2 separate regions of the Homo sapiens genome follow, and region 2 is linked to region 1. A link is an interaction called in ENCODE POLR2A ChIA-PET data of the cell type or tissue named here. Cell type or tissue: Panc1. All regions are shown on one strand. Each heading gives the region's core, and the rest is flanking DNA. Links, peaks and the distances in the headings are about the cores only.

Region 1 (5,382 bases), core at 108-5,107:
ACTGGTCCCTATTGTGCCCTGTCTTAAGTTCTGACCCACAGAGTCCATAGGCATAATAAAATAAACTGTTTTTTGCTACTGAGTTTTGATATTAGATGATATACATCCAGTGCAACCACTGTCCCAGGCAGAGTAGATTCATAACTCATTCACAAAAACAAAATTATTGTACTTCACACTAGTTTTGCAGTAACATAATCTGGATGATTAGTGTTGGATGATAAATCATTAAGGTAGAAGCAGTATACTGAGAGACGAACTAAATTTCAAAGGCACCCGATTTCATTTTAGAAAGCACATTATGAACAAAAAGATACAGATTCAGTGAAATGAAATGCTGAATTTACAATTTATATTACATATTAATAAGAAAATTTTTATGAGAACCCTGGTGATATAACAGGGTACTAGGACGGTCTCAGCGGTGAAGCAAACTGGCTATGTGGCTGAATTTTAATTCATGTATCTATTCATTCAGCAAGTGAATGGATATGATATCTTAGGCACTATTATAGGGGCTGAAAATTCAGCAGTGAACAGATTTTTCATAAAACTTTCATTTTAGTTGAGAGAGGCAGAGAGTAATAATTTTACTTATATAAAATTATTCAAACCCCTGTTAAATGCAAGTTAAATGCAATTAAGTCTTTTACCTTATTTACCTAAAAGACAACATGTCTTTTAACCCATGTTAACCATGTTATGCTATTTACGATGATACGCCAGTTTTAAAACAAGACCCCAAGTGTCTGACACTCCTCCCACTGAGAGGTAAGGCCTGTATTTCTTTCCCTTAAAAAATAGGATTTATGGTTGCTTCAAGGAAGGAGTAGGATGAAAGCAACACCATGTGGCCGGGCGCAGTGGCTCACACCTGTAACCCCAGCACTTTGGGAGACTGAGGCAGGCGGATCACGAGGTCAGGAGATGGAGACCATCCTGGCTAACACTGTGAAACCCTGCCGCTACTAAAAATACAAAAAATTATCCGGGTGTGGTGGCATGTGCTTGTAGCCCCAGCTACTAGGGAGGCTGAGACAGGAGAATCACTTGAGCCTGGGAGGCAGAGGTTGCAGTGAGCTGAGATTGTGCCACTGTACTCCAGCCTAGGCAACAGAGCGAGACCCCGTCTCAAACAAACAAACAAACAAAAAAGCAAGTGACAACACATAATCTCTATGGGTAGGTTAGAAAAGCCATGCAAGCTTCCATCTCATTCACTGGAACACTCGCTCTGAAAGTCCTGAGTAATAAATCTAACTCCTCTGAGGCCACTATGCTGAAAGGAAGCCTAAGTTACATGGAAAGGCTACTTGTAGGGACTCCAGTCAACAATCCTAGCTCATCCATGCCCTCACATGAGTCACAAATGTGAATAAAAAGGCCTCCAGATGATCTTGGCACCCAGCCATTCAATTATACTAGCTTTGCCAGCTGAAGGTCGAGACATCACAGTGCTGAAACAAACCATATCTATTATGCCCTTTCCAAATTCTTGACCTAAAGAACCTGTGAACATAATGAAATGGTTGCCATTTTATGCCACCAAATTTGGGGTGGTTTGTTACACAGCAAAGGATAACTGGAGCAAGTGGTAAGATCACACTATAATATAAGGAAGTAGTATTTGTTCTAAGACCTAATGCTATCAAGGAACCAGGCTCGTGAGATGAAGGAATAGCTATTCAAATAGGGAGAGGAGCAAGTACATGTCCCTAAAGCAGGAAGAAACTTTAGTATAAGTCAATCAGATACACAAAGGCTAGCTGATCAGTTTTGTGATCCTTGATGAGTTATCCAGAAACTATGTTCAGTATACACAGAAGCCACTGTGCTGCTTCAAGTGGGGCTGTTTTTCAAAGATTCCCTTTTTTTTTTTTTTTTGGTGGACAGAGTCTCACTCTGTTGCCCAGGCTGGAGTGCAGTGGCACGATCTCGGCTCACTGCAACCTCCGCCTCCTGGGTTCAAACAATTCTCTGCCTCAGCCTCCCGAGTAGCTGGGATTACAGGCACCCGCCACCATGCCCGGCTAATTTTTGTATTTTTAGTAGAGATGGAGTTTCACCATCTTGGCCAGGCTGGTCTTGAATTTCTGACCTCATGATCCACCTGCCTCGGCCTTCCAAAGTGCTGGGATTACAGGCGTGAGCCACTGCACCCGGCCTCAAAGATTCTTTTGGCTGTTGTTGTGTCTCTTGATGTTTAATGAGGAAACTGAACTAAGTGCTATGGTCCCTTCATATCTACCATGCAAATAAGTGTTTCTCAAATTGGGGCTCTAGAAAATCCTTAAGCTTAAAATTAATGCTTATTTGTGCTCATCAGAATGATCTTCTCATAACTGAGTATCACCACACAATCTCAAGGCTAATGAGAAGAGAACACAGACCAAAAAATAAGTGTGTATGTGTGTGTGTATGAGAGAGAGGGAGAGAGAGAGAAAGAACGATGCATTCACGCCAAATGAAGCCACAGTAAGTTATGCTAAAGTTTTACAGCATTTCAAACAAGAGGAAATGGTGGAAGACTTGAGTCATCACACCATCCACAGAACAGGCAAGCCAAAATTAAACAGATTTGTTTCTAAGAAGTCAGTACCAAATTTTTGCTATGAACAGAAACCTGCGTTCAAGTAAACATCAGGTGGCATATAATATTATGCTCTTAATCTGTATTTTTATCAGCTATAGTTTTGATTATATTTAACCTATAAAACCATTTCAGTTTTATAATCATATAGTAGCTAGAAGCATAATATAATCAAGTGTTTACATTAATAAGAGTGAACATAAACTGGTGACCTTCACAACATAGTAACACATATTACATGCACACTTTCATGAACATTTGATTTTCCTGAATAAACTTGAGATCCTAGGTGAACCACACCAATTATTTTAAGTTAACATAAACAGAAGACAATTGAGGTAAATCATCAGTAAAAATTTAAAAACCAAAAATAAGTTATTTTGAAATAATTCTGTGTTGGAATAGTCTTCTCCTTCCAACTCTGTCTTTACATGGCTAAATCCTTTTCATTCTTCATTCCCTGTATGAACATCTCAGGCCACTGCAGCCCAAATTTTGAGCATCTCTAAACTACCAGATATTGTCTATGCCATTCCTACACCTGCTGCTTGACATTGTTCGCTATTTTGTGCATCCTTCTTGTCACTAAGATGAATGATGATGTAGTGATAATGGAAGTAGTGGTGGTGGTATGATAAAGATGAGGACAACAATGGCAGTAGCTATCAATTACTCAGTGATAATTTGTGTTCCAATAACATAATTCACCTCCATAATACTCTTATGAGGTAGACAAATATAATCTCCACTTTACAGATATAGAAATCAAGTAACAGGAATTATGTAATTTTCTCAAGGCCAAAAAGATAACAAATGAATGAGCTAGAAACAGAAAACTCTGGTCTGCTTTGTAACACCAGTATTAAACAAAGTATGGGCCTTTGGAAACTCACGGGGTTTCAGAATCACAGAGGATGTGAAAGCTGGGTAAAAATTATGAGGTACTCATAATTTTGAAGTACTCATAAATTATGAGGTACTCCAAGTGACATTAAAATCCCAGGGAAACAGGCTTTGGAATCTATTAACAAGCTTTCCAAGTATATTCTTATATTGAAGATTAAGCAGCAGACTGCACCCAGCGTTATTTTGCCTCCATCTAGACTATGGTATTTCTGAGAATACAGACAACTTGTATAAACTTGTCTAAAAAATACGGTGTTGTACCTTGGAAACAGTAAGAGCTCAATAAATGCTTGTTACTTTTATACCTTTATAATGAGGTAATTTTTTTTTTTTTTTTTTTTTGAGATGGAGTTTTGCTCTTGTTGCCCAGGCTGGAGTGCAATGGTGCGATCTCAGCTCACTGCAACCTCCGCCTCCCAGGTTCAAGCAATTCTCCTGCCTCAGCCTCCCGAGTAGCTGGGATTACAGGCGCCTGCCACTACATCCGGCTAATTTTGTATTTTTAGTAGAGACAGGGTTTTACCATGTTGGCCAGGCTGGTCTCGAACTCCTGACCTCAGGCAATCCGCCCGCCTCAGCCTCCCAAAGTGCTGGGATTGCAGGCGTGAGCCACCACGCCCGGCCTGACATAAATTTTTAAAACCCATTATTTCAATTCTATATTTGTTAAAATCTAGAAGGATCTAAATACTCTACAAAATAAATTTTATAAAACATAGCCCTATTGTTTAGGTATTTAAAGCCTAGACTTAGGAGAAAAAAATTTTAATTTCAATAATTTTCAAGGACTTTTTACATATCAGGGTTTGTTGCTGTTACGTACAGGGACTGGAGTACAGGACAGGGAAGGGTGGTAACAACATTGAAGCTGTAAAGAAAGTGAAAGAACTGAAGACCTCTTGGGTGGTCCCTGGAATTCTCTCTCAATGTTCTTTTCTGCAAGGGAAGCAGCGGCCAAGCTGGAATGCTCACAAAGCTACAGCGTCTTTTTATGGGTTCCATCTAGCTCTAGAGTTTTATGATTCAGTAAGGTGGGTGGTAAATTAAGCTGCTGCTGTCTTCCCACAGACTTGTTTGTGGCCATCAGGACAAATCTGGGGAAGCTCAATTAACACATGTCTGACCTTGGTCAAGTCATAATTCCTCAAAAAACATCTGCAATATTGTGACCTAACAGAAAATTCTAAGCAAATGTTAGTCATTGACAGTGAAATGTGTGAACACTTTATTCTGCAGCATTTTTTGTTTCATTGTGTTTAACCAATCATTCTAAGCCAGTAAAGTTCAAAGTGTTTTAAGATAACTAAAATCTCTGACTTGGGATGTTCTCTTTAGTATTTAAGATGAAAGGGAAGAAAAAAGTGATTTCAAATCAAACCTCCCTTAAGTGCCTATTTGACTAGTAACTGCTTAAATTCAGGGTGATTCACACATTTGGTTAATGAAGGACACCATGAAACCTAACATAGTTGAGACATATTCCTGGAATTTCTGAATCCACAATGATTACCACCTTTGTTTTAATAAAAGTGGTCAAGAAGAGACTGGACTGTAGATGAGACACTGAACTTTCACTAGAAAAACATAAATGCACTTATATGCCAAGCCCTCACACTGCTAAGCAAAGACCCCCTGAGTCAAGAACATCACAGAGTATGCGTCTCAAATCTTAACTATGCCAACATTTCACGGTTTGAAAAAAGTAAACTTTATACAGTGTCCTATATGTCACTGTTGCATAAACTAAAAGATAAAACACACAGCAATTCAATGATGATTGATGAAAACTTATAGGTTCGCTAAATTACACTCACCTGGAAACAATGCATTATAATGCAGATTCTTCTTTTTTCAAAGAAGGGTATCACATTCTCTAGAGAAAATAC
Region 2 (5,382 bases), core at 254-5,253, 250 kb after region 1:
GAGGCTGAGGCAGGAGAATCGCTTGAACCTGGGAGACAGAGGTTGCAGTGAGCAAAATGGTGCCACTGCACTCCAGCCTGGACAACAGAGTGAGACTGTCTCGAAAAAAAATAAAAAATTATATAAACTTACAATTAAATAGATACATTGAATTGAAAGATAAAAGTAATAACACTAAAACTCCTCACTTCTTAATTTACTATGTTCTCCCATTACCTATGCTCTTAAGATTATGATATCTGTTTGGTGAAAATTCTCTACAGTGTCTGCTCCTGTGCCTGTCTTCCCAACTCTGTGTTCAGTGACCTCCCCTTGGGAGTTTGAGATTGACTTTGGTGGGAGTATTTACACCATAGAAATGGGCAAATGCTATATACCAGGGTTTTCCTCCAGAGAACTAGTTATTAAACATTGACCAGCACCACTGATCACAACATTTGTGGTAGGTATTATAAGCCCTTTTAACACAGAAGCGACTGAGGCTTAGGAATGCTAAGTGATTTGGCCGAGATCAATGGCTAGGCAGTGGTGGAGCCAGAATTCGATTCCAGGTCATGTCATCTCTACTGCGTGGATATACCTTCGCGATTGCTGAAGAAGGAAAAATAAAACAGAAGCTCACTCCTTTCCAACCTACTCCCACCCCAGATGCTGCCTTGTGTCTGATTAGTAGAAGCAGAAGGTTGTTGGAGTTGGTTCCAATAGAAGAGTAGTAAGTCCTTGGCCTGGAAAGGAGGGAGTGAGACAAGAAGATGACAAGTTAAAGTTTTAAACAGACTGAAATCTCATTCCACTCACTTGAGCATTCAAGAGCTAGTGCTAAGTTGGCCAATTAAGAGTAATTTCATCTCTAGCGCCTCTTCGAGAGTTATTTAAATAAGACTTTAGAATTAATCTTTCATTTATCCCAAGAATGAAACGCCATTCCTACCCTCCACCCTCCCGCCACACACACACACACACACACACACACACACACACAAATGGAGCCACTCTTTTCAAAAGGATGAAGTGTGGTGTTAAATTAACCTTATTCATCCCACACCTGAGCTGCGGTTCTTCCTGAACTGTGTGGACCTAGCGTTAAGTTGTTGCTTCTTTCAGCTCCACGAGTATTTTTAAGTAGATTCAAAGTCCCTCTTGTGAATGAATCATGAACTCAGCAAACGTCAGAAGAGCCTAAAACTCATCAATTGGTAAATATCATTTGTGCAGTGTTTAAGAGGGCAGATAACTTGCCTCCTCATACAACCCTCATGCAGATGAGAAGTAGGTAATTAAGTCCATCTTAGCCATCTCCTCCCAACTCCTTTATTCTTCCTCGTGAGGATCTGCAGTCTCAGTCTTTGATCTTTCTTTGCTCTGTCCTGAAGTTTCCCCGGCCATGGAAGGAGTCTTGAGCAGAGTGTGAGAATGGCCAGGTGGCGGAAGTGTCTGAGAAGATCCTGCATCGATCCAGAAGCAGTGGGATAAGGAAGGAGCACTGGATGGAAGTCAGGTGTCCTGGGGCCCAGCGCTGGCCCTGCCACACATGGTGTGAGCGCTGAACCCCTGTCCACCTAGCAAAGGTCACATGATGTCCTGGACCCCTGTCCTGTCCTGGACCCATGTCCTGTCCTGGACCCATGTCCTGTCCTGGACCCCCTGTCCACCCAGCAAAGGTCACATGATGTCCTGGACACCTGTCCTGTCCTGGACCCCTGTCCACCCAGCAAAGGTTACATGATGCTGTCTGTAAGCTTCTTTTTATGGTTCTGATATCCAAAGCCACTTAATAGCGTGGAACTTCCACTTCTCCAGTTTAAAAGGTTAAATATGTATATCAGGCTGGCTGGGCTCAGTGGCTCACGTCTATAGTCCCAGCTACTGGGGAGGCTGAGGTGGGAGGATCACTTAAGCCTGGGAGGCGGAGGTTGCAGTAAGCCAAGATGGTGCCACTGCACTCCAGCCTGGGTGACAGCGAGCCCCTGTCTCAAAAACTGTATATGTATATAAGGGCCTACATTTTTGGTTAGGGAGAGAAAGAGAATGAATAAGAAGCTGGTTCTTGTATCTTGAGTCATTACAAACTCCTCTCTCTCCCCCTGCCTGAGGCGTCCTCCTTCTTCATTCTCTATTCAGTTTGCAAGGCTGTTATTCCTGCCAAATGAGTCATTGATGTGGGAAAGTTAATTTATTTTGGCAGACATCACCATTGCTCCGAGAAATAGAGACTATGCACCCACTGTCGCAGAAGACACAAATTATCGTGGTGATTCATTCATTCCTCCCTGCATTCATTCATTCCCAGAATACGTGATTGTTTCTGGAACATACACAAATGGGCAACCCTACCTGTTGTTTTCTGTCTCAGAGAGTAGATGTGAGAATTAAATGAGGTAATATGTAAAAGTGCTTATATAATAATAATAATAACTAATCCTGATTGAGCACGTATTACGTGTCAAGCTGCGTGGTAAGCCTTTTACCTGCTTTATTTATTGTCTTTGATCCTAACACTGCTCTGCAGGGCAGGGATAATGAGTACTTTATTTCAGAGATTCAGAGATTGAAGCTAGGGCAGGTCAAGGTGACCTGGCCACAAGTCATTAAACAGTGCACAAGTGGCAGAGGGAAGCCAGCCCTGAGTCTGGACTTGAAAATATTGCATCATGACCCATATTTATAAGGTATTGATCACAAGGCAGGCATTGGACTTAGAACTTGCTTCTTCTCTCCCATCTTACTCACTTGTCACACAAAACACCTGTGACGTGAGTGCTGTGATTAGCATCTCTATTTTCCAGCTGAGCAAACTGAGATTTGGAGAAGGGAGACAAGTTGCCCAAGGAGTCTCAATTACTGCAGAGCAGAGCTGGGTGCAGGGACAGGAGTCTGGGCTCAGAGGACACTCTGTCTTCACTGTGAGCAGAGAGAGCAGAGAGCTGGCACTTGGGATGTGGGTGTGCCATTTTTGTTAGCCACACTTACCATGAGCACCATGGTCACTCTCTCCAGGGTGCACACATGGTCCCAGGCAATAGATCCTGTGACAGAGACAATGCTGTGGGTTCACCAAATCTTATATTCAGGCTCTGAGACACACAAAGGGGCCCCGGCAATTGCTGAGCGCTGACTAATGGAATGTGGGAGTAAGTGATGAAGGTCACTTCCAGGTTGAGCCTTAAAAAAAACAAAATCCTGTGATCCTATATCTGCTGGCCAGACACAGCAGAGAGTCCCTTGGAAGATCCTGAGATCTTGAAGGACAATGAAACTATCAAATGGAGGATGCCTGGATCCCTGAGTGACTGCATGGAGCAAAGCTCTTTCCAACCTCCCAATTGAGCTGTATTGGACTGTGGTTTGGACCTCAACCTTTACTGGGGTACTCACTGAGATGGGGTTGTTTTTACAGCAGTTAGCTACCTTTACTCATACAGATGTTTTAAGAAGTGTATTGGTGCAATCCTAGCTCACTGCTGACTTGAACTCCCGGGCTCAAGTAATCCTCCCACCTTAGCCTCCTGAGTAGCTGGGACTACAGGTGGCAGCTATAAGAAGTGGTTTTTTTTTTTACATAATCATATTTTGGTCTCGAGTTGCCTTGGGAAAGGGCTTGCCTCCACCAGAACTCAAGCTTCATGAAGGTCTATTCCCTTGCTTTGGGTGCAGGGCCTGGCACACCATAGGTCCTCAGTAAATATTTGTGGAAGTGACTGAATGAACCTCTCATCTCAGAGGTCCTTTGCCCACAAGGACACTTCCTGGATGATGATGGGAAGAAGGTCTTATTCACGTGACTCAGTCCTTCATCCTCTCCCAACTCACTCCAGCTCGCTTTGCATATCTCCAGTATGGATCTGGGGGGACAACCCTAGCAGTAACATCAGGAACCTGCCTGTCAAACAGATGCCACTCTACAAATATCACGCTGACTTCACATCATCCCAATTGGCTGTAAAATCTGGGAAAAGCCAGGCAGAGTGGGCTCCGAGCTGCTCACACCACATTTAGATGTTTACAGAAAACCAATGCACAAGGATTTGCTCGAAAGCTAAATTTCCTCTTAGCCAAAGCCCAGAAATACCTTTTAAACCCTGAGCAAATAAGCCAGAGGAGAAGGCATTTTCCCTTTGACTGAGCCTTCAGAGCCTGGAGATCTTCAACTTTTCAAAGAATCAAGCTTGCTGCAAAAGACAGACTTCATGGGGATGGGACTCCCTCGCTGGCCACAACAGAGAGACTTTGCAGATTTGCCCTTTCGCCCCAGACCAGATGGCAAAAACAGCCACAAGCCCCAGGCCTGACTTCAGACTGCAAATAGAAACAGCCCCGGAATGCACGTCTAGGTCCACTCAGAGAGAGAACGCTGGCTCAAAATAAAATAAAAATGAGCAATTGTTTTAGAAAACTAACCAAACAAACAAAACCCTCTCCTGGTGGAGTGCTGAGCTGAGCGTGATGTACTCTGAATACAAATTTGCTATAACCAGCACTGACATTGACAATACTGGCTGTCATTTATTGAGCACTTACTATGTGCCAAGCGATGGCTTTACACAGGAACCCCATGGAATCCTTAAACAACAACCTTCTGAGACTGGCATTTTATTATTTCTCTTTTATAGATTCAGAAATGGAGGTGAAGAGAGGGTAAGAAACAAATTCAGGGCCGGGCATGGTGGCTCATGCCTGTAATCCCAGCACTTTAGGAGGCCGAGGCGGGTGGATCACTTGAGGTCAGGAGTTTGAGACCAGCCTGGTCAACACGGTGAAACCCTGTCTCTACTAAAAATACAAAAATTAGCTGGACATGGTGGTGCATGCCTGTAGTCACAGCTACTAGAGAGGCTGAGGCAGGAGAATTGCTTGAACCCAGGAGGTGGAGACTGCAGTGAGCCGAGATCCAGCCACTGCACTCCAGCCTGGGTAAGAGAGCAAGACTCTGTTTCAAAAAAAAGAAGAAACAAGTTCAGTAGTCCCAGCTAACTTGGGAGGTTGAGGCAGGAGGATCCCTTGAGCTCAGGAGTTTGAGGCTGCTGTGAGCTATGATTGTATCACTGCACCCTAGCCTGTGTGACAGAGCTAGACCCTGTCTCTAAAAAATAAAGAAAGAAATAAAATTAAAATTTAAAAAATTGTTTAAAAAAGTAACAAGTTCAGTTTCACACAGTTAGCAAGTGGCTGAGTCTAGATTCTAACCCAGCATGTCTGGGATTAAGCAGGTCTCAGTTCAAAACCCAGCTCATCTGGCTGTATGACCTTGGGCAAGTTATTTAGCTTCTCTGAGCATCAGTTTCCTCATCTGAAGACAAGAATAGTAACGGTAACTATTTTGTGAAGACGATATATGCAAAAGTACTGAGAATGTTCTTTTTCTCTCATTGCATTTGTGCATTG

Evidence for each region. Peaks named below come from ENCODE experiments on the same cell type or tissue, not always from the same donor. Only the 100,000 strongest peaks of a DNase experiment are listed, where the experiment ranks them.
Region 2: POLR2A ChIA-PET joins it to region 1 with 12 read pairs; 5 of 35 experiments call an interaction of 5 or more read pairs at or near these places.

What each region holds. Positions count from the first base shown.
Region 1 is chr12:116,134,036-116,139,417 of GRCh38, forward strand. All of the region lies in intron 2 of MED13L (mediator complex subunit 13L), which reads right to left. Among named protein-coding and RNA genes, the nearest start is that of MIR620, 12 kb to the right of the region's middle. In Panc1, for the core only: no CTCF peak of the experiment used is centred there; no DNase peak of the experiment used is centred there; H3K27ac peaks cover 726 bases.
Region 2 is chr12:116,388,018-116,393,399 of GRCh38, forward strand. No RefSeq gene overlaps it. Among named protein-coding and RNA genes, the nearest start is that of MIR4472-2, 38 kb to the right of the region's middle. In Panc1, for the core only: no CTCF peak of the experiment used is centred there; a DNase peak (open chromatin) is centred at 2,134; H3K27ac peaks cover 5,000 bases.